3 separate regions of the Homo sapiens genome follow, and all the other regions are linked to region 3. Evidence: read pairs that join two places in POLR2A ChIA-PET (ENCODE). Cell type or tissue: GM12878. All regions are shown on one strand. Each heading gives the region's core, and the rest is flanking DNA. Links, peaks and the distances in the headings are about the cores only. Region 1 overlaps TEN1 (TEN1 subunit of CST complex). Region 2 overlaps RHBDF2 (rhomboid 5 homolog 2). Region 3 overlaps RNF157 (ring finger protein 157).

Region 1 (5,000 bases), core at 1-5,000, 200 kb before region 3:
TGCCTTGGCCTCCTGAGTAGCTGGGATTACAGGCGCCTGCCACTGTGCCTGGCTAAGTTTTGTATTTTTAGTAGAGACAGGGTTTCACCATCTTGGCCAGGCTGGTCTTGAGCTCCTGACCTCATGATCCACCTGCCTCAGCTTCCCAAAGTGCTGGGATTACAAGCGTGAGCCACCGCGCCCGGCCTGTCTTGATTATCTAAGTCATACACGCTCGTCATTCACGGAGGGAACTCGAATCAAAGATGAGGAGGTGGGAGGAGAGCATCCTGGCTGACTGTGCTCTGTCCACCCTGACCTCTGGCCTGGGCAGAGGGGGCACCCTGTGGCTGCTTTAAACCTCCCTGTGAAAACCAAGTGTGGTGGCTCATGCCTGTAATCTCAGCAATTTGGGATGCCAAGGAAGGAGGACTGCTTGAGATCAGGAGTTTAAGACCAACCTGGGCAACATAGTGAGACCCCATCTTTACAAAAATTAAAAAGTTATCCAGGTGTGGTGGCACAGGCTTGTAGTCCCAGTTACTTGAGACGCTGAGGTGGCAGGATTGCTTGAGTCCAGGAGTTCAAGGTTACAGTGAGCCAAGATTGCTCTACTGCACTCCAGCCTGGATGACAGAGTGAGACCCTGTTTCAAAAAAAAAAAAAAGGAAAAAAAAGTCCAGGTGTGGTTGCTCACACCTGTAATCCCAGCACTTTGAGAGGCTAGGGAGGGAGGATCGCTTGAGCCCAGGAGTTCAAGACCAGCCTGGGAAATGTAGCAAGAGCCTGTCTCTACAAAATAATAAATAAGTAGAAATAAAACCATAAACCTTCCTGTGCCAGGCCCAAAGCTCTATGGGGACACAAAGGTTGATCAGATGTGAATCCTGCCCTGTGGCCAGACTGACAGTACTGAGGACAGGTGAGAGGTCACCCTTCTCAAATGTTTGCCTAAGAGCTAGCTAAGAAGACCAACAGGTGAAGACATGCTGGTGTGTGATAAAACCCATGGACCTGACACCCGCTGGCGCCATCCAAAGGCCCGAGGGCCCCCTGTTCTGGAACTAAGGTGTGGGGCACAGCCTTTCCCAGGCCTACTCCAGAGGCCCTCGGAGCATGCCCAGGCTGAAGGGCACTGGACCACAGCAAACAGCAAGCAGCTGCCCACAAGCCCTTGCCATGCATCCTCTGCCTTCTGCTTTTCTCTCACTGCACCCCTGCACTTTGCCCTCAGAAACCTTCCTTGTGTGGCTGGGCTCAGGAGCTCACTAATCTAGCATGTTCGGAGGCTGAGGTGGGAGGATCACTTGAACCCAGGAGTTTGAGACCAACCTGGGCAACGCAGAGAGACGCCATCTCTACAAAAATGAAAATATTAGTGGGGTGTGGTGGCTTGTGCTTGTAGTCCCAGCTACTTGGGAGGCTGAGGCAGGAGGATGGCTTGAGGCAGGAGTTCGATGCTGCAGTGAGCTATGATCATGCCACTGCACTCCAACCTGGGTGACAAAATGAGACCCTGTTTCTAAAGAAAAAGAAAAGAGGCTGGGCACAGTGGCTCATGCCTGTAATCTCAGAACTTTTGGGAGGCTGAGGCTGGTGGATTACTTGAGTCCAGGAGTTCAAGACCAGCCTGGACGGCCGGGTGTGGTGGCTCACGCCTGTAATCCCAGCACTTTGGGAGGCCGAGGTGGGTGGATCACTTGAGGTCAGGAGTTCGAGACCGGCCTGACCAACATGGTGAAACCCTGTCTCTACAAAAAATACGAAATTAGCTGAGCGTGGTGGCACATGCCTGTAATCCCAGCTATTCAGGAGGCCAAGGCAGGAGAATCGCTTGAAACTGGGAGGCGGAGGTTGCAGTGAGCTGAGATCACACCATTGCACTCCAGCCTGGGTGACAAGAGCAAAACTCCATCTCAAAAAAAAATAATAATAATAACCAGCCTGGGTAACATGGTGAAACCCCGTCTCTACAAAAAATGCAAAAATTAGCAGGGTGCGTTGTTGCACACATGCCTGTAGTCCCAGCTACTGGGGAGGCTGAGGTGGGAGGATCACTTGAGCCAGGGAGGCAGAGATTGCAGTGAGCTGAGACTGTACCACTGTACTGCAGCCTGGGTGACAGAGTGAGACCCTGTCAAAAAAAAAAAAAAAAAGAGAGAGAGAAAGAAAGAAAAAGAAAGAAAAGAAAAGAAAGAGAAAAGAGAAGAGAAAGGGAGGGAGGGAAACCTTCCTGTGTGTCCCCTGTGCACCTCCCTCTTCGAGCATCCTTACAGCTCTGGGACTTGCCCAAACCTTTCTCCCCAAACCACACACCCACAGAGTCTGGAGCAGGGCCGGAGTTTCCCCGGCTCCTCGGGTGTGTCAGCATCACACATCCCTCCCTGTCTCCCTGCTGCCAACCAGTTCCACCACTGTGCACCTCTGCCCCAATTCCACCTCCCACGCCTGCTGCTGCACCTTGGACTTGTTTTCCTGAAATTGCATGCCATCCACTCTCCCTTCTACTTCTGCTGCGTCCCTCTTGCCCTATCAGGACCTGTGGACTCAGGACTCCCGGGCTTTCTCCCCCATCTCTCTTCCCCGTTGGGCCTCACTACCATTTCAGCCACTTTCCTGGCAGCTTCACTCCTGCCCCAAGACCCCAGCCTCCACCCTCCTGGTTCTGCCAACTGTTGAGTGCAGAAAGATCACAGAACTCCAAGGATTTGGAGCTCAATGATTTCAGGGGCTCACTGGCATTCCCCTGCTCTGCCTAGAAATCCTTCCTGTGTCCTGGCCACACCCCCCTCCCCGGCGCCACCACAGCTAGTCCAGAAATTCCCCTGCCTCACAAGAACCCACTTCCTCTCCTCCCCTGTCCCTCCCGGCTTATTGCTTTATGAGCCAGCTAGAATCGAGGCCACAGGCAGCCGTTCTTCCTCCTACCATCAGACACTGAAACGGCCACCGACCATCAGACACTGAAACGGCCACCGTTAGCTCCTTCCTCTAGTCTAAGAGGAAGCGGGGTCCCTCCTACCTAAGGGGTTACCACAGTTCTTCCCTGTCCACATATAAGGTGTTCAAGCCTCCTCTATATGGAAATAATAGTCTCAATGACAAGAAGTCATCTTCTACACTAGAGTCTGACCTACCTGCCCATGACCTTCCCTCCCTTTGCAGACAAACCTCCTAAAAGAACATCTGTGCTCCGTATAACCCCTTCCTCTTCCCAGGCCTCACCCCACTGCATTCTGACTGCTTTTTATAACCCAGGCCCTTCTTCTTTGCTCCAGGTTCTTAATCTTTTTTTTTTTTTCCTGAGATGGAGTCTCGCTCTGTCACCCAGGCTGGGAGTGCAGTGGCACGATCTCTGCTTACTGCAACCTCTGCTTCCTGGGTTCAAGCGATTCTGCCTCAGCCTCCCTAGTAGCTGGGATTACAGGTGCCCGCCACCACACCCAGCTAATTTTTGTCTTTTTAGTAGAGACAGGGTTTCACCATGTTGGCCAGGCTGGTCTTCAGCTCCTGACCTCAGGTGATCCGCCTGCGTCAGCCTCCCAGAGTGCTGGGATTACAGATGTGAGCCACTGCGCCTGGCCTTTTTCCTTTTTTTTTCCTTTTTTTTTTTTTTTTGAGACAGAGTCTCATTCTGTTTCCCAGGCTGGAGTGCAGTGGCGCAATCTTGGCTCACTGCGACATCCACCTCCCCGGTTCAAGTGATTCTCGTGCCTCAGCCTCCCAAGTAGTCGGGCCTGGGTAACTTTTGTATTTTTAGTAGAGACAGGGTTTTCGCTTGTTGGCCAGGCTGGTCTTGAGCTCCTGGCCTCAAGTGATCTGCTTGTCTTGCCCTCCCAAAGTGTTGGGATTACAGTGTTGGGAGCCACCGCGCCACGCCCCGATTCCTCTCTGACCTGTGTCAGCACTGGGGCTAACAGAAGCTGAGACACACAGGCAACCTCATGTTTCAAATGAGTTCATTGCCTAAGGGTAGCCTGTATAGACAGCTAGGCAGGATGACACCCTGAATTCTGCCCTCAGGCTGTGCTATAAATGACCTAGACTAGAGGAAAGGGCAGGCAGAGCCTTTATCTCAAACAGCGTCAAAAGAAAACAATGTAATAGCCTAGAACATTGAATCTATTTATTTACTTATTTTGAGACAGAGTCTCACTCTGTTGCCCAGGCTGGAGTGCAGTGGCTTGATCTCGGCTCACTGCAACGTCTGCCTCCCAGGTTCAAGCGATTCTCCTGCCTCAGCCTCCCGAGTAGCTGGGTTTACAGGTGCCAGCTACCACACCTGGCTAATTTTTGTATTTTTAGTAGAGACGGGGTTTTGCCGTGTTGGCCAAGCTGGTCATGAACTCCTGACCTCAGGTGATCCACCCATCTCGGAAATCTATTTATTAAAGTGCTCAGAGAGCAGAAAGAGCATGAGTGCAAAAAATTTTTTTAACTTTTTTTTTTCTCTTGCAAGCTATGACTGGGGAAAAAAGAAAGAAAAAAAAAATGTCAGCAATGCACAGTGGCTCACGCCTATAATCCATGCATGTTGGGAGGCCGAGGCGGGCAGATCACTTGACCCCAGGAGTTTGAAACCAGCCTGGGCAACATGGCGAGACCCCATCTCTACAAGAAATACAAAAATTAGCTGGGTGTGGTGGTGCGTCCCTGTAGTCCCAGCTCCTCAGGAAGCTGAGATGATCACCTGAGCCTGGGAGGTGGAGGCTACATTGAGCCATGATTGAGCCACTGCATTCCAGCCCAAGTGACAGAGCAACACCCTGTCTCAAAAAAAAAATTTTTTTTTTTAGGTGGAGTCTTGCTCTGTTGCCCAGGCTGGAGTGCAGTGGCGTGATCTTGGCTCACTGCAACCTCCACCTCCTGGGTTCAAGCAATTCTCCTGCCTCAGCCTTCCAAGTAGCTGGGATTACAGGCATGCACCACTACACGCGGCTAATTTTTGTATTTTTAGTAGAGATGGGGTTTCATCATGTTGGCCAGGCTGGTCTTGAACTCCTGACCTCAAGTGTTCCACA
Region 2 (10,945 bases), core at 2,330-7,329, 300 kb after region 3:
TCACCTAACAACAGTCCTCTGGTCTGGGAACCTGATTGGAGCAGAACATTAGAGTCAAGATGGCCCCTGTTATTTTTCTCAATATTACTTGAACAGAACAGAAACATTTAACTTTCGGCCAGGGGCAGTAGCTCACACCTGTAATCCCAGCATTTTGGGAGGCTGAGGCAGGTGGATCACCTGAGGTCAGGAGTTCGAGATCGGCCTGGCCAACATGGTAAAAACCCATCTCTACTAAAAATACAAAAGTTAGCTGGGTATGGTGGTGCACACCTTTAGTCCCAGCTACTCGGGAGGTTGAGGCAGGAGAATTGCTTGAACCTGGGAGGCGGAGGTTGCAGTGAGCCGAGATTGTGCCATTACACTCCAGCCTGGGCGACAGAGGGAGACTCTGCCTCAAAAAACAAACAAAACCACATATTTTTGGGCAGGGTGCAGGCGCTCACACCTGTAATCCCAGCACTTTGGGAGGCCAAGGTGGGGGAATCATGAGGTCAAGAGTTCGAGACCAGCCTGGCCAACATGGTGAAACCCTGTCTCTACTAAGAATACAAAAATTAGCCGGGGCTGGGTGCAGTGGCTCACGCCTGTAATCCCAGCACTTTGGGAGGCTGAGGAGGGTGGATCACGAGGTCAGGAGTTCGAGACCAGTCTGGCCAACATAGTGAAACCCCATCTCTACTAAAAATACAAAAAAGTAGCCGGGTGTGGTGGCGGGCGCCTGTAATCCCAGCTACTCAGGAGGCTGAGGCAGGAGAATCACTTAAACATGGGAGGCGGAGGTTGCAGTGAGCCAAGATCGCGCCATTGTACTCCAGCCCAGATGACAGTGTGAGACTCTGTCTCACAACCAAAACCAAAACCAAAAACAACAAAATAATTAGCTGGGTGTGGTGGGCCTGTAATCCCAGCTACTCGGGAGGCTGAGGCAGGAGAGTTACTTGAACCCGGGAGATGGAGGTTGCAGTGAGCCGAGATCGCGCCACTGCACTCCAGCCTGGGTGACAGAGCAAGACTCCGTCTCGAAACAAAACAAAACAAAACAAAAGAACCCCACATATTTAACATTCAAAGTCCAGGAATTACTAACTGCCTTCTGATACTTAAGGCAAAGTTCAAATGATCTGGAAGTGTTTTGTTGCTTTGATTGGTAATTTATTGAACTTAAAAGTCACACAACATAAAATCAACCATTTTAAAGCACGAAACCCAGGGGCATTCCTGTTTTTTTTTTTTTTTTGAGATGGAGTCTCGCTCTGTAGCCCAGGCTGGAGTGCAGTGGCATGATCTCAGCTCCCTTCAAGCACCGCCTCCCGGGTTCACGCCATTCTCCTGCCTCAGCCTCCGGAGGAGCTGGGACTACAGACGCCCGCCACCACACCCGGCTAATTTTTTATACTTTTAGTAGAGACGGGGTTTCACCATGTTAGCCAGGATGGTCTCGATCCCCTGACCTCGTGATCCGCCTGCCTCGGCCTCCCAAAGTGCTGGGATTACAGGCGTGAGCCACCGCGCCCAGCCGCCTGTTTGTTTTTAAGAAGTCCTGCCCAGGCCATCCTTTGAGGGGAACCCCAAGATGCCGGAAGCCCTCCCGGGGCCGGGCAGGATTTAAGTCCTTAACTGTGCGGGGCCTTGTTTGGCCCTTTACACACATTACCCTTCAAAACACCTTCCAGGGTGACATTAGCGTCTCTTCCATTCTGTAGATGGTGAATGGAGGCTCAGAGGGGTTTGGTAACTTGCCCAAGCTCACATAGCCAGGAAAGGGTGTAGCTAGGACGCCCGATGTCTGGCTCCAGGGCCTGGAGGCTCCTAGGGGACGGGCTCCTCTTGCCCTAAGACTGGGGCTAGAAGACCCCCTCTCAGGGAGCCAGAGAGGGAACTTGGTCCAGCATTCCAGCGCTTTCCAAACCAAGCTCCTCAGAGGCCTGGGGGTCCCCAGCGGTGCCCAAGGGGCTGCTATGGGGCAAACCAGAGGCTGGGGAGTAGCCCACGCTCCCCATTGATTCCACTGAGCAATGTTCCTTGACCCCCTGCATATTTGGGACATTTGGGGAGCAGAATGCTGGGTGCAGAGGAGAAATCTTGAGGCGGAGCTAGGATGTCTCCCGCTTCTTTAAGGCTAGTCCAGCAGCGCTGGCTTCGCCTCCTTCCATCCCGAAGTGCTGGGGAGTCCTGACCCCACCCCCCAGGGCAGACTGCCCGGCTGAGTATGACGAGGTCCTCAGAGATCAACCCACTGGGCTGGGTTGGTGCCAAGGAGCCCTGGCAGCCACACCGGGACCCCACTCGGTTGAAGCTGTGGCTAGGTCCCCTCATCCTAAGCCTGCTCTGGGGACAGCTCCAGGACAACAGCCTCACCTGGGACCTCTGCAAGAAAAGTTCATAGCTTGGCCTCCTTTGGGACCAGGGTACACCAAGAGGGCATGGGGAGGGCACTGCCCTGGGGAACTGGCACTGGGGGATGGGAGGCAAGCAGTGGAAGCAGCTGGGTGCAAGGGTGGGGCCTCCAGACTCCAGCTCAGTTAAGGTCGCCAAGCAGGTAGGATCTTTCTGGAACCCAGATCTGATCACACCTCCCTGGAGGTCCCTTCAGGCCTGCCCTCCCTGCCACACCCTCACCAGACAAAACACTTCCCTGTGCCATCCCCAAGCTCTCACCTCCTCTCATCTGAAGCGCTGCGCCTGGCACACCAGGCTCCACCTTGCCTGCCTGGCCAAGCCCTACTAGGAAAGTAAAATGTCACCTCCAGAGAGAATCAACCACTTTATTGCCTGCTCTCTCCAGCATCTCGCGGATTTACCTACATGTAGGAGTCCCCTACCCAACCCCGGGCAGCCCAGGATCCTGCACCCAGTGAGCCCTCATCAATGGCTAACTGAATGGGAAGCTAGTGAGAGGGTGGGGCTGGCGGTGGTCAGCCTATGTCAGCCCTGGACAGAAGGGGTCTCCCTCATCCTGCAGCTGGTCCAGGAAGCAGCCCTCTTTGGAGGGCTCCACTGAGAGCTCCTGCCCTGCTGGCTCCGTACCCACAGCAGGGCCAGGATGGAGGACGCTGCATGCTGTGCCAGAACGAGTGTCTAGTGGACCTCCCCACTAGACTCCCCACTAGACTCCCCACCTAGCTCCCTAGCCCACCACAGGCACCGCTTTTGGTTCTAGGGTTCTGCCCAGCCAGCCTCCCTGTCCCAAGGCCAGGCCATCCCAGCTGAGACCCCTGCCCAGGATCCGCTGCATGGCTGGCATCTGTGCCAACCTCCTGATGAGAGAGGCTCCCAAAACCCAACACTGAGGGAGAGGAGAGCCTGGTCAGCCCCAGGGCAATCAGTTGGGGGGGGGTCCCGAAGAGAGGTGGCCTGACACCAGACAGCAGAGACAGGGCCAGGGCGGGTGGGCATGTCTTCCTGGGCAGGAGCCTGGCATCGGGAGTGCCATCTGAACCGCAGAGCACAAGAGGCCTGGGCAGCGGCCTGAGAGCAGCTCCACCCTCTGGCCTCAGTTCCCTTCTCTGAGGGAATGGGACAAGGTCACGGCCCAGCTTTGACACCCATGAAGCCTAAACATGGAGTATGGAAGCATGACTTTGCACCAGCCACTTTCCACCATTGAGATCAACTGCCTCCAACTCGTGCAGAAGTTGGGGTGGGGGTGCAAAGGCCCAGCCCCTTCCTTGGGGCTCAGCGGGGAAAGGAGTGGGGACTGTCAGACCCACTCTGGCCTTCCTCATGGCTCAAGTCCAGATGGCAGGAACCAGACAGAAAAAAGCGCTGGAGAGCTGGAGCTACCCCACCCAGCACTTATCTCCGAGCCCTAGAGATGCTTGCTCACTGCAGGGGAAATGGTGACATCCTGGGACCAGGCTTCCTCCTGGCCCGCAGTCACATCCGCCGCTCTCTCTCTAAGACCCCCAGGCCCGCCTCCGCACCCAGCCCACAGGCGGAACACTGCCACCTGCCCAGCCAGATCCTGGCCTCACTGTGGCCAACCCCAGAGAAGGGCCTTCAGCCCCAGCCCAGCTGGGAGATGCCAAAGAGACCTGGGGAGAGGGACTGGGGCTTAGGGTGGGACAGACTCTATTTCCTCCTCCTTTAGGGTGGGGCGGGGGAAATCCTGAAAAAAAGTGAAGTGCAGAGTTCAGATCACCCCCAGGTCCCATGGGTTGAGGCCTCTGTACCCTCCCCTGCCCAGGCTCAGGGCCTCCCCCACTGCAGATAGCTTTGGAGACAGCATAACCCAGCTGGCAGCAGCGGACCTCAGACACATCCAACGAAACACAGACTCAGACACCATTTACCACTGCTGCCCAGAGAATCTGGTTTCCCCACAAAGGGTGAGGCCAGGCACTCCCAACCAAGCCTGTTCCGCACAGCTGGGTAAGCAAGGCCACCCCCAGGGAGGTCCCCAACAGCTCTACCAGCCAGTCCAGGCAGGGTACAAGGGTCCCCCCGCCATGCGGACTGTACAAGCCACACTCCTCCACGCGGGCCCAGCCCACTGCCCCTCCCAACTCCCCCAGGTGCAGTTCCCTCTCTCCACCTGGTGCCACCAATCTCCCTGCACTCCCCACCCCCACACAAGTGGGTTTCTAGAAGCTCTGAGTCTTGCTAATGAAGGGTGCAGTCCCCACAAGCCCTGGGCTCTATGGGCTTTATGGGGCAGGGCAGGGAGAGCGTGACAGGTGCAGCCCAGAGGGAAACAGGCAGAGGCTTGATGCAAGGGCTGAGCCTGCGTGTGGCCAGAAATGGGGACACAGGGGTGGGACGGGACAGGCCCTTGGATAAGAAGTAAGCAGCCCCCTCCCCTCCAGACAGGAAAGAGGGAGACCATTATTATCCACTGGATATGACCAGGAAGTTTAGGGGGCTCAAGCCATCTGAAGACAGGATGTGGGGAAACCACCCCCTGGGCGGGAAGCTGCTTCCAGCCTGGCTCCGGAGCCGCGGGTGGGCGAGGCGTCACCTGGTGTCCCTGGGAGTGGGCAGTCAGGACAGAAGGAGGGCGGTGGGAGGCTTGGGGCCACGTCTTCGCGGCTGAATCACAGGATGCTAGGGTGAGGGCTGGGGACAAGGAAACTGCTTCTCTCCCCAGCTCCCTTGCCACAGAAACTGAAACTCATTTTCCCTGCCTGTGGCCCTGCTGGGAACCAGGGCATTTTTAGAAAGCTGCAAAGAGGAAGCTGAGCCTCACCCACTGTGCAATCCCCAGCAAAACCCGTGGTACTGCTGACCCCGGGGTTTCTCCAGCCCCAGAGGCCCGGAAGGACAGCTCATGGCACAGCTGTTCTTACACCTCCCCATGCATCCCCAAGCTGGGCCTCACGTAGCCAGTGACGCTGCCCTGGCAAGAGGTAGAAGGGGCAAGAGTAAAGGGCAGGAAAGTGGCAAGAAGGCTGGCTGGGGGCCTGGGGGCAGAATTTGGGGAGAGTCATGAGAGGCAAAACAGAAGGGCAGGGTTGGCATGAGCTGCGGCGTGAGCTCCACCGGCAGAGTTAGCAGAGGGGAGAGGGGGCTGGGGACTCTGAGGGTGGGACACCCAGCTGTCTGTCTCCAGGAGCCAAACAGGAGCCACTCTCCCTCCCTCTCAGCACCACCTCCCCAGAGGCCGGAGCTGGTGGCAAGTGGGCGCAGACACGATCTCAACCCACTCCGCCGGTACACGCTTCAGCCCACAGCTGCTGATGGAGAGAAACAAAACGGCCTGTGGGTTCACACAGCTCCCCAGACATCCCACGAACAGCGGGTCCTGGCCCAGAGAGCTGTTTCTTTCTCCTCCTCGCCCCTCCAGGGCTTGCCTCGAACTCAGTTCAGAAGATCAAGAACCCCCAGGGGCAGCTTCAGGGGACTGACCATCCCCTGACTTCTCTGGGCTTTTTCCTATCCGGCCCCAGGCTCTGGGCTCCCCTTAACCCGGTTAGAGTGGCTGGGGCGTCATAAGCCAACCACAGACACGGGAAGCGGGTGCTGTGCTCCAGGGAGCCGCCAAGATCAGGGGTGTGAGGTGTGAACCTGTGTGTGTGTGTTGCGGGGGGCTGGGGGGTGACATGTCATGTTCTTAGGGTGGTGCAGCCCCTGACGCCCCCTCTGCACCAACCATCTGGGCTTTCTCAGGACCAGTTGCCAGCAGGGATGGCAGAGATACAAATGCCCCCTCCTCGGCTGGGGTTCCTGGTCCAGGAAGCAGGCTGAGCTGGGGGTGCTGGAGTCCTGCATCCCCGAAGCCCAATGTGCAGCAGCTGCTGGCAAGACACAGGGGTGGGCACCAAAGGAGGTGGCAGTGCAGCCAGGCCTCGAGCTGGACACAGCGCTGGGCCCCACCCACCACAGTGCCCTCCCCTGGAAATTTCTGGATTTCAAAAGCTGCTGGTGGAGGCTGGGCACAGTGGCTCACACCTGTAATCCCAGCACTTTGGGAGGCTGAGGTGGGCAGATCACCTGAGGTCAGGAGTTCTAGACTAGCCTGGCCAACATGGTGAAACCCCATCTCTACTAAAAATACAAAAATTAGCCAGGCATGGTGGCGGGTGCCTGTAATCCCAGCTACTGAGGAGGCTGAGGCAGAAGAATCGCTTGAACCTGGGAGGCGGAGGTTGAAGTGAGCCGAGATCACGCCACTGCACTCCAGCCTGGGCGACAGAGCAAGACTCCATCTCAAAAAACACACAGACAAAATAAAACAAAGCTGCTGATGGAGGCAGGCAAGTGGCAGCAGCTGGGCGGGGATGCAGGTGCCTTCCACATCCCAGGGAAGAGGCAGCAGCTCCCGAGCCTGGGGCTGGACTGCAGGCTTTGGGGCAATGAAGGGAAGGGGGCACGCACAGCAGCCGGGCCCCAGTTCTCCTGCTCCCTCAGCATCGTTGTGAAGGGGAGGAGTCAGAAGTGGCCCCTGGGGGCCAAAAGGCCCTGTCCATTTGGGGTCAGACACCAGGACACTGGAGGGTTTCCGGGGTGGGGTGTGCACCACACAGTGCCACAGCAACACAGGCTCGGTGGGAACTGCCCTTTGCTGCAAACGTTCATGAAAGTCTGCCTCTCTGCATCCCGGCAGCCGGGTTTTCACGGGTCCTTGGAAGCAGTGGTGGTCCAGCACAAGCCCAGCGGTTGGGGCAGGATGAGATGCAGCCTGGGGTCTGTGTGAGAGGTCCGTTTCACTCCTGCTGGAGGCTCCTTGACACTAAGGTGTGACCAGGCCATTTCCGTTTGTGACTGTCCCATGTACACAGACAGGGCACTGTCCTGTGCTTACAAAGTAGGAGCCCACCCGGTTTCCACCTGCCTCCAGACAGTGAAAATCTGTCCCGATGGCAGAAGACAGGGTCACAGGCCCATCTCTAACCACTGTGCGATCTTGGGCAAGCCACTTAACATCTCTGAGCCTCAGTTTGTGTATGCATAAGATGCTAGTATCCTCCCAGGGTCTAAGATCTATGTGACTTTGTCACCATGAACGAGGGCTCACCCCAGGAACAGCTCAGCTGAGGTACAAGGTCTCACCTATTGTACAGAGAGGTAAGCACCTTGCCCAGTGCCACCCAGCCAGAAATAGGCCTGGACTGGCTGGGTGTGAGCATGCAGAGCCCAGGGAGCCGACGGCATCCCTGGGCCCTCACCTCGACACACTCAGAGCGCTTCTGGAGGCCCAGTTCTGCCTCCGGCTGCATGGAGCCCCTCAGCAGGGAGGGAAAATGCCAGGCAGACACTTCTGAGCTTGTAAACGGTCATTAAGGAACTAATAAACCTGATTTCCCAGAACGTTGCCCTGGGGCTCCCTGCTTCCCAGGGAAGAGGCTGGCCCTAGCCCCAGTGACTGCCAGGGTTTCAGGACACGGGGACACCAGGTTGCTTGTCCCAAGCAGGCCTGCAAAGCCACGTGCTTATGGCCCACACCTTGCTTCGGGGCAGCGTGGAGCTCTCTTGCTGAGGAATGAGGAGGAATAAGGGGCCAGAGATGGGACTCAAACCTGCCTGGGCCACCTACCTGCTGGGAGACTTTGGGCAAGTGGGTGCTGCAGAGCCTGCCTCCTCTGCTGTGAGATGGGTTGATGCCCCACCACGGAGGGAGCCAGGGAAGATGACAGCAGATATGAATGTACAGTGCCTGGCACACACCCAACGCCCAGTTGGAAGTTTCTTTTATTCCTGGCTGAGCTCTGCCACCATCGCTCACTTAGTCTCTATCTGAGCCACGAGCCCCACAGGGGACAGATCTCTATTCGACAGGTGGGGAAACTGAGGCTCAGAGAGATGAAGTCACCTGTCCAAGGTCCCACAGTTAGGGAGGTGGTGGGGCTACAACCCCAGCCAGGGTCCCGCGCTCTTAACCTCCACACTCTGCAGCCTCTTGCCACCCTGGAACTGGTGAGGGGCAGGAGAAAAAGAACGGGTGAGGACTCTGAGTGTTTGGGGTGCTGGAGTGAGTCCTGCATGCAAAGGCCTTTGATTCATGAAGAAGGGACAGCACCTAACTGCCTGGGCAGCACTGCTCAGCTTGCAAAGGACTTTTACAGACATGATCTCATTTAGTTGAGGCTAAGGGTGAGAGGCGGCTGTCATCATCCTCACGGGCTGGCAAGGTCAAAAGGGGCTTAGGCCAGGGTTCAAAGTCCTGTTCCCACTCCAAACCCCACAGCAGATCCTCAACCCTCCTCTTCCAGATCTCTTTTTTTTTTCTTTTATTTTTTGAGACGGAGTCTCGCTCTGCTGCCCAGGCTGGAGTGCAGTAGGGTGATCTCGGCTCACTGTAAGCTCTGCCTTCTGGGTTCAAGCGATTCTCCTGCCTCAGCCTCCTGAGTAGCTGGGACTACAGGTGCATGCCACCACACCTGGCTAATTTTTTTGTATTTTTAGTAGAGACGGGGTTTCACCGTATTAGCCAGGATGGTCCCGATCTCCTGACCTTGTGACTGCCTGCTTCAGCCTCCCAAAGTGCTGGGATTACAGGCGTGAGCCACCGCGCCTGGCCCCAGATCTTCTTATGACTAAATGGAGCTGACAACCTGGGGAGACCCACTGGGAGAGGGAAAAGGGTTTCTTGCCAGAGACCGGGGCAGGAAGCCATCCCTGCACCACCTGCTGGCACAGGGTTGGCGGCCACACGGGGGAGGCAGAGGAGAAAACCAAGACTTGAGGCAGCTTTACCCTGCTCCCAGCCCCAGGAACCTACGCCAGGGAAAGCACAGCTGAGGGGCACCAACTCCATGAGCTGCCCCCCACCCCACTGTCAGTGACACACACACACTGGCAGGCCAGGAAAACCCCTGGGCAGAGGTCAGCAGTTCATGCCCAGATGGAAACCCACCCTCACTTCCCTTGGCCAGCAAGGCACTGAGGTCCCCCTACCCCAGACACAGCCACTCCTACAGAATAACAATAACAACAGTGCCACTGCTCCATATGCGTGTTCCCATCTAGTCCTTGACAGCCCACGAGGCAGGGCCTCGGCCATCTCCCAAGTCTGTGCCATGGACCGGCAGCCACGCCCCTACCTGAAGCCACCCTAACACCATTATCACGATGGCTCCCCGCACTGCTCCTGCCATGGCCGGGCACTGCACTGCAGGCTGCACACCTTTACCACGGGAGTCCTCACCTCACACAACCCTCCAGGTAGATTACTGTTAGTGAGCCCACTGTGCAGCTGGGGAAACTGAGGCACAGACTAATTAAGTGAACTCATCCTACTGAGCACACACATGGACGACTGTGCCCAGCAGCCCCTGGACCTTGGCCCAGCTCCTGAAGTTTGGAATCCTCCTCCATCCTTTTCTGCTGGTCACAAGGTTCCCCTCACACTCCAAACAGTGTCTCTGGCCCACCTCCTGCACTGCCCACTTGGCTGAAACCACTTTCCTGCAGGAGCCGGGCACTGGGGCTGGAACTGCCTTCCAGTAGCTTTTGGACCACAAACAACTCCCAGCTGGGCGCCCGGATACATTTGCTGAAGGAGGGGCCGTGGACACGGTGGCGCTTTGTACTTCCCGGAAGATGTGTTTTTCCTTACACCCATCCTAGGTCTCCTGGGAGGCAAAACGACGTTCCGGGCAGGCTTGGTTTCCCTGTGAAGCCGCCCGTGCCCTGAGAGCTGTCCCTGCCTAGCCACCACCACCGCCGAGGTCAGCCTGTACTTGGGCAGGCGCAGACGTCCCCGCCACTCCTCCCCCAGCCTGGCTCAGCTGGATAGGAAACTGGGAGCCGCTTCCGACAGCCAGCGCTTCCACAGCCGGTGCAGATGCCTGAGCTCACTCTGGAAATCCCCTGGGGCAGATGGGGCAGCGCCGAGGCCTGCTCCAGAGTGCGAGGCACAGAGATCTGAGGAGAGTGTGGAGGGGGAGAGGCAGCCAGGAGGGCACACGTCTTCCCTGTGCTGTGCCAGCGGCAGGCGGGGGCCAGGCCCAAAGGGAAGCACCAGCCAGCTGAGCCATGCCACTCGCACACTCACGGGCAGGCGTGCACAGCTCCTTGACTTCTGCTGTCATCTGTCACCTTGTCTGGGGCAGAGTTTACACAGCAAGGACAGAAACCTTGGTGGAGAGGCCACCACAGTATCCAGAGCTGAGGCCACAGGAAAAACAGCACCACTGACCCCAGAGCAGGACTCGGGCCCCAAGTGCGTCACCCAAAGCATTTGTAGTGTGATTTATTCCTCCTCTTATAGGAACAAAAGTCCCCCTCCTGGGCTGGAGAGAAAGAGAGTGTGTGTGTGTGTGTGTGTGTGTGTGTGTGTGTGAGTCTGTGTGTGTCTGTGTGTTTGTGTGTGTCTCTGTGTGTCTGTTTGTGTGTGTCTGTGTGTGTGTGTGGTTACACCAGGTACAGACAGGTAGGAGTCACTGAGGGTTTGTTCGTGGGGCTCTTGGGTGGGGCCTGAGGGTGGGCAACTGGGTTCACACCCGAGCTCCACTGCCGACTTCCTGAACAACTTTGTACAAGCCTGGGTGCTCAGCCCTGTCCC
Region 3 (10,945 bases), core at 2,718-7,717:
CGGCGTCTGGCCAGGATTTTATTTTCTTTAGTTAATCCTGTGGTATAGAAGCCCTAGATAATTAGAACAAAATAGCATAAAATAAAAATCCATAGCATATACCTGATAGTTTTATTTTATTTATTTATTTATTTTTTTCTGAGACAGGTTCTCACTCTGTCGCCCAGGCTGGAGTGCAGTGTGGCAATCTCAGCTCACTGCAACCTCCACATCCGGGGTTCAAGCGACTCTCCTGCCTCAGCTTCTCGAGTAGCTGGGATTACAGGTGCTTGCCACCACATCCAGCTAATTTGTTTTGTAATTTTTAGTAGAGATAGGGTTTTACCATGTTGGTCAGGCTGCTCTTGAACTCCTGACCTCAAATGATCTGCCTGCCTTAGCCTTCCAAAATGCTGAGATTACAAGTGTGAGCCACCACGCCCAGCCCTGATAGTTCTATTTTCTGAGTTATTAATGTAAAGATGTGCGGAAACCCTAATGGAAAAATCTATTCTGCAGCTAGTTTAATAAGGTGGCACTTGTTCCGTTTTGCATTGCTAAGCTTCTAAGAGTCTTGAGAGCTCTGATTATTCTTCAGTCACCCCCCAATAGCAGTGGGCAGCCAAGATTCTGTAAACCAAGTGAACTACTTTCTTTGGCTTTTATGAAAGTCTAAACTCATTTAAAGACCGGATATAGTGAAATGCAGTGGCTAGAACTTTAGGTTCTAGATGGTGAACACCCATACTCTATCATGCTCCAACTCCAAGGTGACTTACGTTCTCTTGTACTGCATCCCACGGCCTCCTACCTGGGATCACTCCACTGCCCCATGTGGTCACCCATCACTTCTCAGCCCATCCTTGTAAATCTCCACTCCTTGAGCCACATCCTTCATCACCTCCAATTTTCCTTATTCTCAGCAACCTCTTCTCTGTGGTTCTTCCTCTTTTTACTGATTTTCTGCATTTCATTAAGACCCTGGGCTTCTGATCATCTTTCAGGGCTTGTCAGAGGTGATTACACTCCCTGAAGAATAAATAGGTGTCTTAGCATTAACCACAAGCTTTCTGAGACTAAAAATAGCCAAGTTCCAACTTTAAACAAGGTGCAAGCAAAGATGGTGCAATAGATGCAACAGATAATTCCCCCCAAAGCAATGCATGCTAGTATCTCCCAACAGTGTTAGTTTGGCTTCTAAGTTTATAATTCTCAGTCTGGTCATTAATACAAACATTCTCTTATGCTAGTTAATAGTCTGTAAAGAAAGCATGGCTCCATAATTAAGTGGGAAGTCAAAAGTTCAGCAAGAGGATTTAGTGACTGGCTTCTAACGAATACATCATGGAAAGGGGAAGATTTACAGTGGATAAACCTGTACCACCCGGACCATGTAAACAGGGCTGATATCAACAGCAATAAGTCATGTGATATTATGTACCTCTGATATGATGCAACTACATCTGTGGTTTTCTTTCCCAAAGTCTATAATCCTGGTCTTTTGATATTTCAAAAGAAAACATTAGAAAAACCCAAATCAAGGGAAGTTCTACAAAATACCTAGCCAAGTACATCTAAAAATTTTCAAGGTCATGAAGAACAAGGAAAAATTGAGAAACTAGCACACATTGGAGGAGATGAAGGAAACATGAGAACCAAAAGTATCCTGGACTAGATCCTAGAACTAAGAAAGGACAATAGAGGAAAAGCTGGTAAAATCCTAATAAAGTCTAGTTTTAAAAATAGTAATGTAACTGTGTTAATTTTCAGTCTGGATAAATGTGTTGCAGTTATGTAAGATGTTAACCTTAGGTGGAGCTGGATAAAGGCTATATGGCAACTCTGTTATCTTTTGTGATTCTTCTGTAAGAATAAATTATTAAAAAAATTAATTCAGCAAGAGAAATGCAGAGATGAAATGGAAGGAGCTCAGGATCTATGAGCAGAAGGCGTGGGTCTCAGCTCCTGTGCTGCTGGTTACGGTGACTTTAGACAAGCTGCTTTGCCCTACTAAGCCTCCATTTCCTTATCAGTGAAATGAGCTCCATAACAGCGACCTCAAAAGTTGTGAGAGTAGAAGTTGTATTAATCATGGTTTAGTCAGGAAAACAGGTACTACACAAGGTATTTTAATAGGCAGAATTAAATACAAGGAACTGGTTAAATGGATATCAGAGAACTAAAACACGAAAAGGGGGCACGGAGCTGACAGAGAGAAACTGCAGGAAACGGTTTCCATCCCCATGGCTGAGGAAACAAAAGGGAGAGGTTGGGTTCTCAGATCCTGGAAGCCCGGAGAAGGGACCCTCCGAAGCTGGGACTCAGACTTCTGAGGTGAGGGTACTGCCCAGCTGGTTCTGGGTTTGTTGGGAGGAGAACACAAACAAAAACAACTGAAGGCTGAAACAAACTGCAGCTGGTGGGATGAAAAGGCATTGCTGGGATGGTGGTCATAGGAACAGCCAGGCGCAAGAAGCAGTGGGTCCTTCTCCTCCAGCCCTGTAGACCTTCCAGCACCTCCCACTGGCAGCACATGGCCAAGTGTAGCAAGCAATGGAGAGAGCCGCAGAGTCCCAGCCCCAGTGTTCACAGGGTGGTGTGGGGCCAGGAAATAACAGTGGAATTGTGGAGACAAATAACTTTGTAAAGGGTAGATGTGACCCACTGATACTTATTACCCTTACTTCTGTTAAGTGCTCAGGCTAACTGCTTGCTCTCTCTTTTTTTTTTTTTTTTGAAATAGATTCTCACTGTCAACCAGGCTGGAGTGCAGTGGCACAATTTCGCCTCACTGCGACTTCCACCTCCCGGGTTCAAGTAATTCCCTTGCCTCAGCCTCCTGAATAGCTAGGTCCACAGGCACGTGCCACCATACCCAGCTAATTTTTATATTTTTAGTAGAGACGGAGTTTCGCCATGTTGGCCAGGCTGGCCTCAAACCCCTGGCCCCAAGTGATCTGCCTGCCTCAGCTTCCCAAAGTGCTGGGATTACAGGTGTGAGCCACTGTGCTTGGCCATTCTCTCTTTTAAAAATAGTTTACACTGGGCACAGTGTCCAGGGAAATCGCTTGAGTCCAGGGAAGTCAAAGCTGCAGTGAGCCATGATCATGCCACTGCACTCCAGCCTGGGTGACAGAGTGAGACCCCATCTCAAAAAAAAAAAAAAAGAATTAAAAAAATAGTTTACGGCCGGGCGTGATGGCTCACGCCTGTAATCCCAGCACTTTGGGAGGCCGAGACGGGTGGATCACGAGGTCAGGAGATCGAGACCACGATGAAACCCCGTCTCTACTAAAAACACAAAAAATTAGCCGGGCATGGTGGCAGGCGCCCTGTAGTCCCAGCTACTCCAGAGGCTGAGACAGAAGAATGGCACGAACCCGGGAGGCGGAGCTTGCAGTGAGCCGAGATCGTGCCACTGCACTCCAGCCTGGGCGACAGGGCGAGACTCTGTCTCAAAAAAAAAAAAAAGTTTACACGGCTGAATGCAGTGGCTCACACCTGTAGTCCCGGCACTTTGGGAGGCCAGGAGTTCAAGACCAGCCTGGGCAACATAGTGGGACTGTTTCTACAAAAAGAAAAAAAAAAAAGTTACGATATGGATTAGCAGAGGACATAAACCTCTTGTGTTACCAGCATTTAAGTTTTTAATAAGTAGAAAATATGGCTAAGGACTACATTCTATTCTATAATTATACCAACATTTACCCTAAAGTTCAGTGCTGCCTTCTATAGATAAAGTGGGCTGGGTGTGGTGGCTTATGCCTATAATCCCAGTACTTTGGGAAGCTGAGGCAGGAGGATCGCTGGAGCCCAGGAGTTCAAGATCGGTTAGGGCAACATAGTGAGACACCGTCTCTACAAAAAAATAAAAAATTAGGGCTGGGCGCGGTGGCTCACACCTGTAATCCCAACACTTTGGGAGGCTGAGGCGGGAGGATCATGAGGTCAGGAGTTTAAGACCAGCCTGGCCAAAACCCTGTCTCTACTAAAAATACAAAAATTAGCTGGGCGTGGTGGCAGGCACCTGTAATCCCAGTTACTCAGGAGGCTGAGGCAGAGAATTGCTTGAACCCGGAGGTGGAGGTTGCAGTGAGCTGAGATCACGCCACTGCACTCCAGCCTGGGCGACAGAGCAAGACTCCGCCTCAAAAAAAAAAAAAAAAAAAAAACATTAGCCAGGTGTAGTGGTATGTGCCTGTAGTCCCAGCTCCTAGGAAGGCTGACGTGGGAGGACTGCTTGAGCCTGGGAGGTTGAAACTACAATGAGCTATAATTGCACCACTGCACTTCAGCCTGGGTGACAGAGGCAGACCCTGTCTAAAAAAATATTAAAATGTAAAGATAAAGTATATGTCTGATTAATTTCTGTAATAATCAGGGCTACTATTTTATTTGATTGGCCGGGAAAGACCATCTTAGAGAATGAAGTGTGCTGCTTAGGGACAAAATTTACGTGTAATCAACTGTTAAGCTATTTGACTCGTAAGTCTTTGACAATACAATACAGACTTTTATATAACAGTTTCAGTAACAGTTAAGGCCACTATGCATCTCTTTAAATGCTGAAAAAGTTAACCAGATTTTTCTTTGAAATGCAAAACCAGTAAGTATAGTTTCCCGTCAGATGGGGTGCACAATGACAACAGGAAACAGAGGTGAGAGTGTGCACACTTGGTTTCAATATGTTTCAAAGAAATTTCGAGGAAATTCCTACAACACAGATGCTTTAGTTCCACTACTGAATACCACAGCAGTTCTTTGTACTCTGGTTTGTTAAGAAACATGGCATCAAACAACGAAGCAAAAGTTCAAGCACTTAGTGGCACTTTTCGAGTCAGCAACATTTACATTATAAAGTTCCTTTCTCCAAGCTTTTACATGACTATTTTTATACTTCATTTTTCACTCCCTGCTCTGTATTATAGCTATGTATGTCCAAGTCTGATCTTCTCCATGAAATTATAAACTTGAGGGCAAAATCCATGTAGGAATCCTCTTCGTGTTACCCCTAGTGATTAGACCAGCACATACAGAAGGCAGAAATAGATGTCTGTAGAATGAATACACGAACAACAAGATCTTCGGAAGAGTACAGCATATGCCCATGGTGACTCTTTAGATTTTGAATATTTGCCCCGCAGACTAAATGGCAGACTGGTACAATTAATGCTCACAAAATAACTGAAAAACACAGACCACCATGTGTTTTTAAATTAAGGGTTTGTGGAGTAATACTGAGTAAGCTTGACTAGCAGCTGAAACCCTCTGGTTCTGCCAGTGAGTTGTATGAAAGACTGGAAAATGAAGATGAAATGATTTAATAAAACAAGTATGATATCAACAGCCAGAAGACACAGGTTCTTGTTTCAGCTCTCCCACTTTCTTTCCTTTTTTTTTTTTTTTTTTGAGACAGCATCCGCTCTCTTGCACAGGGTGACTGCGATGGCCATCACTGCAGTCTCAACCTCTCAGGCTCAAGTGATTCTCCCACTTCAGCCACGTGAGTAACAGCCGCGCGCCACCACACCTAGCTAATTTTTGACTTTTTGTAGAGACGGGACCTCGCTGTTTCCCAGGCTGGTCTCAAACTCCAGAGCTCAAGTGATCCTCCCGCCTCGGCCTCCCAACATGCTGGGATTACAGGCGTGGGCCAGAGCACTCAGCCTTCTCTCACTTCATACACAAGACTTTGGGCAAATAACTTAACATCTCTGAGCATCAATGTCCTTATCTGTAAAATGAGATTTATAGCTTCTGTCTATCTCATAGGGTCATTAAGATCAAATAAAAATGTTTTGAAAACCATACAGTGCTATAAAAATATATGTTATCATTAGTGATCCTTAGTGATTAGCATTAGTGATAACATCTTCATTAAAGAACTTGTAATGCTATTTTGAATGCTTGGAAAAAATAATGCACAAATGAAATACAAGCAATTAGGTAAGTATCTCTTATCTACAAATCCCAAAGCACTTGAAGTAAATACAGTTAGGATATATCTCACTTGGTCGTGACCCAGAAGAATTATTGTAGATCTGCCCTATATTCTACTGGAATTTAACATCTTGGAAACAGCTACCCCCACCACCCCCCACCCACGGACACATACAAGTTTCTACCATAGTGACTGAAAGGCTCTCTGAGATTCTCGGTTTAGGATCACTAGGGAAATGGAAGACACTGTCTAAGGTAACGTGAGAGTTAAGCACGTTCTCCTTTTGTCTGTTGTGACCCTGACTGTCTAACAAACAAACGTGACTTCTGAAGCCTGATCCGAAACAATCAGGAGCTGAGCGAGAAAACAAAACAGAGGTCTGAGGCACAGCTCCTGGGCAGGCTCTCCCGCATCCTGCAGTGAGGCTGCCGCACCCATAGTTTCAGATCTGAGATTAGCGCCTGGCCGAGGGCTGCTGATGCAGGAGCAATGCTGCCCTGCTACCCCTCCCACCTCCACATCCACAGACAGCCCTGGGGGACACGGCTACCACTTCTCTGGGGTACACGTCCACAAACGGGACTCCCTGGACTACATGGGAACCAGGCCACAGAGAAGGCAATCACATTTCTATTAATCACCTCTTTCCAAGGCACATTCTGTTTTTTTGTTGGTTTGTTTATCAAGGTATAATTTATATACAGTAAAATTCAGCCTTTTTGGTGTACAGTTCTGTGAATTTTGACAAACACACACAACAGTGTAACCACCATTACAAACAAAATAAAGAACATTTCCATTACCCCCACATTCCCTTGTGCCCTCTCTAGTCAACTCCTCCATGCACCCCAGTCCCTGGCAACCATTGATCTATTTCTTATCTCTATCGTTTTGCTCTTTCCAGAATGACACAACACTCTTTACAATGCTTAAGTAAAATAGCCAAAGGCCTCATTCAGTTCGCATAGAACACCACGCACTCAGCCACCATAGGAGACTTTCAAATACATCAGAAATAGTGAAGCCAGTCTGATGGTGGGAAGGGCGGTAAATTCACTAGAGCCTGAGATGACTCTGCAGGCTCTGCTGAAAGACCCCCGAAAGCAGGACGCTTCTTAGTGGGCTGTGAAGTGGATAGTTTAAACCCAAAGACAAATAACTCATTTAAAATAGTCTCTATAGAAATGGCCTATGTCCTCTTCCATGATTGTATAATATACAGTACCAGACACGATTAGGTTTCCTTCCAGTTTAGATAACTCTGCTTTCTTCTGAATTGCTACTAAAACAATAGTAAAGAGATTTAAAAAGAGAGAGAGAAAAATATAAAACCACAAGAGCAGGCCGGGCACGGTGGCTCACACCTGTAATCCCAGCACTTTGGGAGGCCAAGGTGGGCAGATCACGAGGTCAGGAGATCGAGACCATCCTGGCTAACATGGTGAAACCCCGTCTCTACTAAAAATACAAAAAATTAGCCAGGCGTGGTGGCGGGCGCCTGTAGTCCCAGCTACTCAGGAGGCTGAGGCAGCAGAATGGCGTGAACCCGGGAGGTGGAGTTTACAGTGAGCCGAGATAGCACCACTGCACTCCAGCCTGGGTGACAGAGCGAGACTCTGTCTCAAAAAAACAAAACAAAACACAAGAGCAGAGGGAATGGGAGAGGATATTATAATAAAAACTTGGAAGCTGAAACACACACTGACAAGTGGAAAGCGATTCAGGAGAACAGAAAGGGCCGAAATCCCAAATGGCAGAAACATATTCATGTCACAGAACTCCAGACAGGCTTAGGAAATGGAGGTGTAGGTCCTCCTACAAGCGGGGTAGAGCAAGGCTGGAAACAGGAGACTGGGGTTGGTGTGAAAAGCATTTAGACCCCTAGATCTTTTTCCAGACACCACGTAACCAGGAGATCACCTGTCTCTCCAACTTCATTGGTTATCGGGAAAATGAAAATAAATTCTACAAACCTACCACAATGGCTAAGATTAAAAAGATGGAAAATACTAGGTGCTGGACATTCTAAACACTGCTAGTGGGAAAAAAAAATTGGTAGAATCACTTTGAAAAGCGGTTAGCGGTATCTACTACAGCATATTCTATGACTCAGCAATTCTCCTAGCTATAGCCTTAACAGGTATGCATACATATACACAACAAAATACATGTAATAATAGAACGTTCATAGCAGCACTATGTGTAATAGCCAAAATGCCCCAAAAAAGCTCAATGCCTGCAAACAATAGAGTGGATAAATTATGGTGTATTCACACAATGAAATACTATGCAGCAATGGAAATGAACCGTACACAGCACAGGAATAGTTTGTTCCTTCTCGTTGCTGTACGCCATTGAGGTAGGATGTAGGACTTGACTCAAGAAGTGAGACTCAACTCCAGAGGTGGGGCTCGCACATCAGACTAAATTGAGCACAAGCTAAAACAGGGACTGGGCAGAAGCAGCTTTCCATAAGATAGCCCATACCTCCCATACCTGTCAGTGTGTGCCATGTCAGTTTACTATTGCCACGGCAACACCTGGAAGTTACCACCCTCTTTCATGGCAATGACCCAATGACCCGGAAGGTACTATCCTTCTTGAAATTTCTTTATAATTTGTCCCTTAATTTGCACATAATTAAAAGTGGGTATAAATATGATTACAAACCTGCTCTGAGCCGCTACTCTCAACACACTGCCTTTGGGTAGCCCTGCTCTGCAGGAGCAGTCACAGAGCTGTAACACTGCCGCCTCAATAAAGCTGTTTTCTTCCACCACTGGCTCTTAAATTCTTTCCTGAGCAAAGCCAAGGACCCTCCTGGGCTAAGCTACCATGAGATAAATAAATGTCACAAAGATGCTGAGTGAAAGGAGCCAGACATTAAAGAGCAAATTGAACACAGTTCCACTTATATAAAGTTCAAACCAGGACAGAAGTTAGGATTGCGGTTACCTTAGGCTAGAGGTAACAACAGGAAAGGAGCAGAAGGGGAGCTTCTGGGGGTGCTGGCCATGTGCTACTTCTTCATCTGAATGCTGGCCACAGCGGAGGGCTCACTTTGTGAAAATCAACTGTGCATGGATGACTTGTCATCTTTCTGTGTGTATGTTATACATCAATAAATATTTTTAAAGAGGACAAGTCAGCCCTAGGTAAATGGATCTAGAATGATCTCCAATATGATACACCATTAAATTAAAAAGCAAGGGCCGAAGTATGTACGGGAGTGTAGTCATGTGCTGGCGTCCCAACCTTCCCCAACTCCCTCCCCAGGTCTCTGTACCCCTGCTGTGGAGAGTTTTGGCTACAAACAGCCATAGCTACCCCTTCTCCAAGAACTGGGAACCAGAGCCACCTGATCCAAGAGTCTTCCTGATTCCCTATCTCACTCCAGGACAGCCACCAACAGCCAGTGACTGATTGACAGGGCTGTACAAAAAGCTGGCCCCTTTACCTTGAGATGAAGCAACTCTGTGGTACAAGCTGTACTCCAAAGCTTTCCCGTGGGACCAGGCCAAAATGGGTCTTGGCCAAGACCGCACTCATGTTTGGTTTTGCTCCACTGCCCCATCTGTCTTCCTCATCTCTAGAGAGCATTCCCTCAATAAACAGCTTTCACAAAGATCTCCATCTCAGGCTTTGCTCCCAGAGAACCCAACCTAAACCGGTTGATATCAGATGTTGTCTATGGATGGAATTTGGGGGTGGATCACCCACAGCCAGATGGCAATGAGGACCCATCACTGAGGTGGGTGGAAAGTGGATGGTCCCCAGCATGCTGCAGACATTCCCCTGTGGTGAAGGGGAATAGGAGACACGGGGCTGTATAATATCCAGGCGATTTTGATGTCTTGGTACAGGAGGTACAGGAGAAACAGTTACAGTAAGGACTGTGAAACTGGGTGACTGCTATTAAGAGGACTGTTTCATTGAAAAGAGAAAATGAGTTTCAGGTATAGCAATCAAAAATGTAAAGCCAACTATGAGCCTGGATGTGGTGGCTCATGCCTGTAATCCCAGAAATTTGGAAGGCTGAGGCGGGAAGATCACTTGAGGCCAGGTGTTTGAGACCACCCTGGGCAACACAGCAAGACCCCATCTTTATAAGAAAAACTAAAAATAAAGAAATAAAGCCAGCTATGATAGTCAGTAAGCTTCCTTTGGCAATTTTTACTTATTTATTAATTTATTTGAGATAGGGTCTCAATATGGTACCCAGGCTTGGAGTGCAGTGGTGTGAACATAGTTCACTGCAGCCTCAAACTTCTGTCTCAAGCCATCTTCCCACCTCAGCCTCCCGAGTGCTGGGATTACAGATGTGCCACCATGCCAGGCTGCTTTGGCAGCATTTAAAGACAATCATTTCCTGCAGGCACAAGACCTAATTTTAAGAGTGGCAGAATCAAAAAGGATGAACTCTCAGCCTATACTAGTCTACTGTGCCAGATTCAGGCCCTGGTAGGGAAGGAGTGAACTCTAAGACTTGAGATGGGAACGTCTGTGTATATTTATTTGAGGAACATGAACCCCAGATTCCCTAGGCTTGCAAATAGCCCTCTCCCTTGAAGATGGGAGGAACCTGCTCCTCCACCCTTCATGATTACACAGAGGTCTCAAATGAGGCGAGTAACTTAAAAGACAATGCTCACCCTACAGAGGACCTGCCCCCACCTTCCTTTCTGGCCACCCAACCATAATTAGGGCCATTATCTGAGTATTACTCAACCGGGGCCTGCTGGACCTGCAAAGAGAGGAGAGGGCTTATCATGCCAGAGGTGCTTGGGACCTGGCCAACAAAGGCACTAGCAGGACCTGGAGGATGTGTGGGAGGGGTTCCTGAGGGTGTTGGAATACAAAGTTGGATGAGGGAGAGCCTGTTGATACAGGGACATTCTCTTATGACACAGAATGAACACCTTGGCAAGAGCCTTGGATCTGATATGTGCTGGGGGAGGGGGGTTCTTGGGAGCTTGGAAAAATGATGGACCACAGTAATTGATTCCAAAACTGCCACAGAGATCT

Evidence for each region. ChIA-PET counts read pairs that join two places held together with the same protein. Peaks named below come from ENCODE experiments on the same cell type or tissue, not always from the same donor. Only the 100,000 strongest peaks of a DNase experiment are listed, where the experiment ranks them.
Region 1: POLR2A ChIA-PET joins it to region 3 with 7 read pairs; 6 of 35 experiments call an interaction of 5 or more read pairs at or near these places.
Region 2: POLR2A ChIA-PET joins it to region 3 with 7 read pairs; 2 of 35 experiments call an interaction of 5 or more read pairs at or near these places.

The regions. Positions count from the first base shown.
Region 1 is chr17:75,994,589-75,999,588 of GRCh38, forward strand. All of the region lies in intron 3 of TEN1 (TEN1 subunit of CST complex), which reads left to right. All of the region lies in intron 3 of TEN1-CDK3 (TEN1-CDK3 readthrough (NMD candidate)), which reads left to right. It overlaps LOC124904061 (a long non-coding RNA gene), which reads right to left. Exons shown (of 2, transcript XR_007065911.1): 2 at 4,084-5,000. Among named protein-coding and RNA genes, the nearest start is that of CDK3, 3.8 kb to the right of the region's middle. RefSeq lists enhancers at 2,709-2,788, 2,959-3,008. In GM12878, for the core only: no CTCF peak of the experiment used is centred there; a DNase peak (open chromatin) is centred at 2,869; H3K4me3 peaks cover 666 bases; H3K27ac peaks cover 1,265 bases.
Region 2 is chr17:76,488,102-76,499,046 of GRCh38, forward strand. All of the region lies in intron 1 of RHBDF2 (rhomboid 5 homolog 2), which reads right to left. Among named protein-coding and RNA genes, the nearest start is that of RHBDF2, 7.8 kb to the right of the region's middle. RefSeq lists an enhancer at 3,656-4,521. In GM12878, for the core only: no CTCF peak of the experiment used is centred there; DNase peaks (open chromatin) are centred at 4,430 and 5,180; H3K4me3 peaks cover 2,374 bases; H3K27ac peaks cover 3,297 bases.
Region 3 is chr17:76,187,472-76,198,416 of GRCh38, forward strand. All of the region lies in intron 2 of RNF157 (ring finger protein 157), which reads right to left. Among named protein-coding and RNA genes, the nearest start is that of RNF157, 48 kb to the right of the region's middle. RefSeq lists an enhancer at 3,301-3,800. In GM12878, for the core only: no CTCF peak of the experiment used is centred there; DNase peaks (open chromatin) are centred at 4,290 and 4,630; H3K4me3 peaks cover 688 bases; H3K27ac peaks cover 2,011 bases.